Regions from separate parts of the Homo sapiens genome. Here region 1 is linked to region 2. A link is a contact called in ENCODE Hi-C or POLR2A ChIA-PET data. All regions are on one chromosome and are shown on one strand. Each heading gives the region's core, a stretch centred on a gene start or an enhancer-like site at or near the end of the contact. The rest is flanking DNA. Distances are from core to core; before and after follow the strand shown. Region 1 overlaps FLT1 (fms related receptor tyrosine kinase 1). Region 2 overlaps FLT3 (fms related receptor tyrosine kinase 3).

Region 1 (3,351 bases), core at 506-3,005, 350 kb before region 2:
CAAAAAAAACAGAACTAATGATACTTGCCTTAGCTAGTACTTCCTGTTACAAGGATGAAATGAAATAACATAATGAAGGCCAGACGCAGTGCCTCATGCCTGTAATCCCAACACTTTGGTAAGCCGATCACCTACCAAAGTGGCGGGCGGATCACCTGAGGTCAGGAGTTCAATACCAGCCTGGCCAATATGGCAAAACCCCGTCTCTACTAGCAATACAAAAATTAGCCGGGCGTAGTGGTAATCCCAGCTACTCGGAAGGCTGAGGCACAAGAATCGCTTGAACTCAGGAGGTGGAGGTTGCAGTGAGCCAACACTGTGCCACTGCACTCCAGCCTGGGTGACAGAGTGAGACTCTGTCTCAAAAAGTAAATAAATAAATAACATAACGTAACGTAACGTAAAGTAACATAACATAACATAATGAGAAAGCCCTATACAAGTACTACTTTAGTAAAGTGAATGTCATATGTACCCTTATGCAATTCCCTAAACTGATTGTGATCATATACAATGAAGACTTTGTTAAACAATTGTTTGCACTGAAAAAACTTTTAATACTCACACTAAACAAAGTCTCTCTCTCTATATATATAGATATATTTTATATCTATATATATGGTACATATCCCATTAGCAGTTGTAATTGTAATATATTAGACTTTAAATAAAATGATTGAGTTCATATCTTGAATTTAGGAGAATTTAGTAATTTTACTTTTAGCATCTACTAATATATCTTTTTGTGGGTGTGAAAAAATGTATCTGTCATATGATGGTGACAAAATGGAAGTTTTGCTGTTTCTGAATTATATGCAGTGCTTTTTCCTTCACAATTAAAACTGTTTTTATTTTCTATACATTTTTAGAAAGCAAATTAAAGTCCCAGCTTAGACTGCGGTGATCCCTTTATCCACCGTCACATGGTAGCCTGCCCAGCAATGCTACTCCACAGATCAGTGGGGCAGCGATCACACTCACGCTGGAGCACCTTGGATTTTTTTTCTTTGTTTTGTTGTATTTTTTTGTTTAACTTAAGGAAGGGTATAGAGGACAATAAAATTTAGTTTCCTTATTGGCGAGTTTTGGCCCAGATTTGTGAAAAGTGAGTCATCAACTGGAGTTGCTAGTAGCAAATGTGCACTTTCGTATTGTCTAAGTGGTGTTGCCAAACTGTTAGGTTTGTAGATATGGAGTAGGAAGTAGAAGGAACCCCGTGTTAGAAAAAACACACAGGAAATACGTTATCACAGCATTAATTCTGTAAGGTTGGAGAATCATTACCATTTTAATGTGTTAGCAATATTTCCATTGAAATCCTTCTGAGTGTACCTTGAGAAATGTGTCCTGTATGAGACAAATCCATGACAGGAGCAAGAATCCTAACCACAGAATTACAGCTTGTGTTTCAGTTCCCACACACACCCCAATTTTTTCTAAATCTCACGTTCTGTTTTCCCATCAGTTGGCTCAAATGTGCCACCCTGTGTTAATTTTAGATTCTTCCATGACCTTTACACATCTACTTTTATTTCTCAGTGAAACACTTGAAAGGAAGCTATATTAGAAACATCCCGAGATTAAAATCAGTGTTCCATATATAGATGTTTAAAAAACGAGTGCTGGAATTAGGCTGAATGACACATCAGCCCATCCATTCTATTCAGTGAGGTTCAAACAACATTGTAGTAACGAATTACTAATGCTTAGTGAAGGGGAAGGAAGGAAGGAACATGAAAAACTCCAAACTTACAGTACTTGCTGATAGTTTTATGAGCATTCCTGGGTCATACCAAAGAGCCTAGAGAATGGGCTTGAAGGATCTGTCTCTAACATGTAAATCCTTGAGGGCCAGGCCAGGCAACTGGAAGCACCACAAAAAGCAAAAGCAGTAAAAATGAAGAGTAGAAAGCATGAGTCCTTTAAGACTAATATAAAATTTGATAGTCTAATTTTATTTATTTATTTATTTATTTATGTATTTTGGCATGATCTCGGCTCACTGCAACCTCTGCTTCTCATGTTCAAGCGATTCTCCTGCCTCAACCTCCCAAGTAGCTGGGACTACAGGCGCCTGCCACCATGCCCAGCTAATTTTTGTATTTATAGTAGAGACAGGGTTTCGTCTTGTTAGCCAGGCTGATCTTGAACTCCTGACCTCAGGTGATCCACTCACCTCTGCCTTCCAAAGTGCTGGGATTACAGGCCTGAGCCGCCGCATCAGGCCTAATAGTCTAATTTTATTTCAGCACTTCTGCTTTTTTCTCTTCCTCAGTCCTCTTTCATTTATTTTCAATTGTGGAAAATGAAAACTAATTATAGCACTAATACAAGTAGATATCCTTAAGAATTTATTTTTGCATACCTTATAGAATAAATGATTATAATTTCAAACGCACAACTCAAATTCTTGGTTACTTTCTCTTTGAAAGTATTTAGTTGATATTGCATGCCCTAACTGTGATGCTATTTTCGTTTTTTTCCCTTAACACCATAGTATTTGGATATAAGGACTGAGGAACAGATTTTTTCCTTTATTCAGAAGACTCAGACATTGAAACTCACTGTCTCATGCAAAGCTGCCTTCTAGTCCAGCCAGACTACACTGATCTACAATTTGCACCTGAGCTCCTTTCTCTGGCCCTATAAAGTTTAAATTTTAATTGTCAAATAATTTTATTTTTAATGAGAAAATGTTTGAATTTATAATTTAAAAATATATCCCCTGAAAGAGAAGTACTCTAGAAATGAGATAAATTTTAATAAAACTGATCATAGGATATGTTTCACCTTATTTTTAACTTTTCTTCTTTAGTGATAACCATTGTATTTATCAAATATATTTTCAAACCACATAACAACAGTTGAAGAGCAGCTTGCAGCTTATGTAAAATGTCATCAGAGAAGCCAACTAGTATTTCTGTAAATAGTAGTAGTATTTAATTTATGTTACCCATCTCTGCGGATTAAAGGAAGTATTCTCAAGGAAAAATTCAATTAAAGGTGTAGACAGAATTTTGCCAATAGATCTGTGTTATTCAACTTAAAGAGTCTCAAGGCGAGAAGCAATCTGGTGTAGAGATTAGGAGCATAGGCGCGGAGGCAGACACACCTGAGCATAAATTCTGCCCAGGCCTGTCTGTGGTCCTTTGCATCTTTGGGTGAATCATCTAATCTCTCGGAACCTCAGTTGTCCTACCTGTAGAATAGGGTAATATACCCATCTCACAGGGTTTTGGGGAGGATTAAATGAGACAATTCCTGTAAAGTGCCTTGCATGCTGCCTGGTGCATTGTAAGGCATACATAAAGGTTCGCAGAAACAAAGAAATAATGTAAACTCCCATCAACG
Region 2 (3,342 bases), core at 78-2,577:
TTCAGGTCACAGTAAATGCAATATTATGGATTCTGTAAATGCTGATTTCTTCATAAAAGAGGAGTCAGTCTCTAAAAGCTTCTTTTATTAATGTGGTTAGTAATATTTGAGATGATGCTAAAGTCTTTGTTCAGAATGTTCAGGATATCTTTTGTGATGAGGCAAAAATCACTTTTTTTTTCTCACTTGGGATGTTTTCATCTCCTAGATCTAAATCAAACTCCTCAGACCACATTGCCACAATTATTTCTTAAAGTAGGGGAACCCTTATGGATAAGGTGCAAAGCTGTTCATGTGAACCATGGATTCGGGCTCACCTGGGAATTAGAAAACAAAGCACTCGAGGAGGTAATAGGACAAGTTTGTATTCTGAAAATGCAGGAACAATTAACTAATAGTCTGGATTGAAAACATTAAATGCAAACTCTGTTTTATTAAAACCTAGGGCAACTACTTTGAGATGAGTACCTATTCAACAAACAGAACTATGATACGGATTCTGTTTGCTTTTGTATCATCAGTGGCAAGAAACGACACCGGATACTACACTTGTTCCTCTTCAAAGCATCCCAGTCAATCAGCTTTGGTTACCATCGTAGGTAATGCAGGCTGCTCACACAATCTTTATTCCTATTTTTAGTCGCTGTAGTGTGGAATGTGAAGTATGTGGTACAAATTCTGATTTCAATATAATGCTACTATCAAACACTAAGAAAGAAACTGAGTTAGAATAGCTTTGCAAAGATAATCTGCCCACCCTCTTCCTTTTCCCGTTAAACCAGGCTCGCTTGAATGCCACTGTCTTTGCATATAACACATTGTAATATGACCATCTGTTTGTGTACTTTTATCCTCCAGTAGACTGTAAGTTTCTTAAGGACAAGAACAACTCATTCTATCCTTGTAGTTCCAGAACCTGACACAGAGCCTGACACAAAATGGACAATAAATACTAGTTCTAAGAACCAACTAACCGCACTGTTAGGGCAGTGAGCACTGAGAGACAGTACAAGCCCTTAGATGCACTGAAATTTTGGTGGGGTATGTAGGATCTGAAAATAACCACAGTTCAATAATCTCAGATTAGGGCACAGCGTTCAGCCATAATGAAAATGCCGAGAAATACAGCGATGCTCTTAGCAGATTAATAAGGAAGTGTTCCATAAGGCAACCTCGTGAATATTGCTAGCCAGATCGCTCTTTTATTTGTGCCTTGAGTTTATTTTACTCTCTCTCATCAATGGAAGAGTGGTGCTGGCTGAGAGCAGGGGCCAGACAGTCAATTATCTACATCCCATTCTTTTTCTTTCCTTCTTTCTTTTTTTAAACATTTCTTAACTTCGAAAGATGATGAGCTCAGGCTTAGAACTAGGGATAGGACTCCTGGGTTTTCACTTGGATTATCCAACCTGACCTGCAGCATGCCAACACTTGAGTTTTCCTGTGTTAAACTGATGAATACAAGTTTATTTTATCTTCTCAATACGTTTCCCTATGAATATTATTAACTAACTCATAAATGCCTATTTTTTCTTACAGAAAAGGGATTTATAAATGCTACCAATTCAAGTGAAGATTATGAAATTGACCAATATGAAGAGTTTTGTTTTTCTGTCAGGTTTAAAGCCTACCCACAAATCAGATGTACGTGGACCTTCTCTCGAAAATCATTTCCTTGTGAGCAAAAGGGTCTTGATAACGGATACAGGTGAGACCACAAAGGACTCTAAGATACCATTTTTAGCATAATTCTCCTTGCTTGTCGCCCTTGAGAAGGACAGTTTTATACTTATGGAAGCAAATTCACTTATGAGTTTAACTATTATTGAGTTGAAATTGGAGATAAGAAAACAATAAGCAGATGTGAGGATACAGTAGCAGTCTTACCATTACTTTAGATAATATAACCTGCTGCATGAAAACAGAAAGAACCGTATTAGTCTGGTCTAGTTTGAGTCTGGTTCTCTGGCATTTTCTGAGTCACAAGGTAGTTTTTACTTCCTGTTTGAGAGTGCGGTGTGTAGGACACTGAGTCTCCCCTAAAACATTTGCAGATGATTGAGGAAGTAAAACTCCTTAAAAACAGAAAAACATTACTCATAGGTGTATTGATTTAAATTTTCAAAAAATACATGCAGAAATAGCCCAATAGTAAGTGCTGAAGGAAAATGTTGTTTTCCTCGGGATTTGTATGAGAAACTATGCAAGATTCTTTTTTTTAAGAACAACAAATTTTCTTTTCTTTTTCTTTTTCTTTTTTTTTTTTTTTTTGAGATGAGGTCTCACTCTGTCACCTAGGCTATAGTGCAGTGGTGCAATATTGGCTCACTGCAACCTCCACCTCCCAGGCTCAAGTGATCCTCCCACCTCAGCCTCCCAAGTAGCTGGTACCACAGGTGCACACCACCACACCTGACTAATTTTTTGTATTTTTGGTAGAGACAGGGTTTTGCCATGTTGCGCAGGCTGGTCTCGGACTCTTGAGCTCAGGAGATTCACCCTACCTGGGCCTCCCAAAGTGCTGGGATTACAGGCGTGAGCCACTGCACCCAGCCGAAAGATTCTCTTGTGGGAGGAATTCTCCATTCCTTCTTTGGAAAACAAAAAACAACTTTCCCCTATATCTTCTATAGTTATGACATCTCTTGTCTCTTTAAACTAATGCTATGGAACATGGTTTTGGACTAGGCTATGAGACACTGAGACGCACATGTTATCTTTCAAACAAGTCAATGGACTAGAATAAATCATCCTTTCTCAGCATGTGGTCTGTTGAACAACTGTGTAAGAATCATCTGAGCAAATGTTTAAAATGTGGATTCCTGGCTCCCATTCCAGACATGCTGACTCAAAACTGGGGCAAAACGCTCAGACTCTGCTTTTTTAATGAGAACCTTTGGTGATTCCTATCACAGGTCTAGATCTGTGCTGTCCGGTACGGTAGCCACCAGCCACATGTGGCTATTGAGAGCTTGAAGTGTGTCTGGTCCAAATTGAGATGTACTCTAATTGTAAAATACACACTAGATTTTGAAGACTTAGTATGAAAAAAAGAATGTAAAATATATTATTAATAATTTTTATATTGGCCGGGCTCGGTGGGTCACACCTGTCATCCCAGCACTTTATGAAGCCAAGGCGGGTGGATCGCTTGATCCTAGGAGTTTGAGACCAGCCTGGATAACATGGCAAAATCCCATCTCTACAGAAAATACAAAAATGAGTTGAGTGTGGTGGTGTACACCTTTAGTCCCAGCTACTTGGGAGGCTGAGGTTGGAGGATTGATTGAGCCCAGGTGGTCGAGGCTGCAGTAGCCATGATCACGTCACCGCACTCCAGCC

The links. Hi-C counts contacts between places; a loop is a spot of excess contacts on that map. ChIA-PET counts read pairs that join two places held with the same protein, here RNA polymerase II (POLR2A). Pooled maps may share reads with other maps.
Region 1: a pooled map shows a loop between it and region 2 (2.2-fold over the local background). The contact joins two enhancer-like sites. A Hi-C loop is called at or near these places in 1 of 37 single-sample maps with no recorded cell type and 1 of 50 pooled maps. POLR2A ChIA-PET finds 5 or more read pairs at or near these places in 2 of 52 experiments (activated T-cell and naive thymus-derived CD4-positive, alpha-beta T cell).

Annotation. Positions count from the first base shown.
Region 1 is chr13:28,399,820-28,403,170 of GRCh38, reverse strand. All of the region lies in intron 11 of FLT1 (fms related receptor tyrosine kinase 1), which reads left to right. Among named protein-coding and RNA genes, the nearest start is that of FLT1, 94 kb to the left of the region's middle. Within about 2 kb of position 1,755, at least 3 of the 41 ENCODE cell types and tissues checked have a DNase peak (open chromatin) inside an H3K27ac peak, as active enhancers do.
Region 2 is chr13:28,046,641-28,049,982 of GRCh38, reverse strand. FLT3 (fms related receptor tyrosine kinase 3) reads left to right here. Exons shown (of 24, transcript NM_004119.3): 7 at 209-348; 8 at 446-599; 9 at 1,540-1,708. Among named protein-coding and RNA genes, the nearest start is that of FLT3, 52 kb to the left of the region's middle. Within about 2 kb of position 1,327, at least 4 of the 41 ENCODE cell types and tissues checked have a DNase peak (open chromatin) inside an H3K27ac peak, as active enhancers do.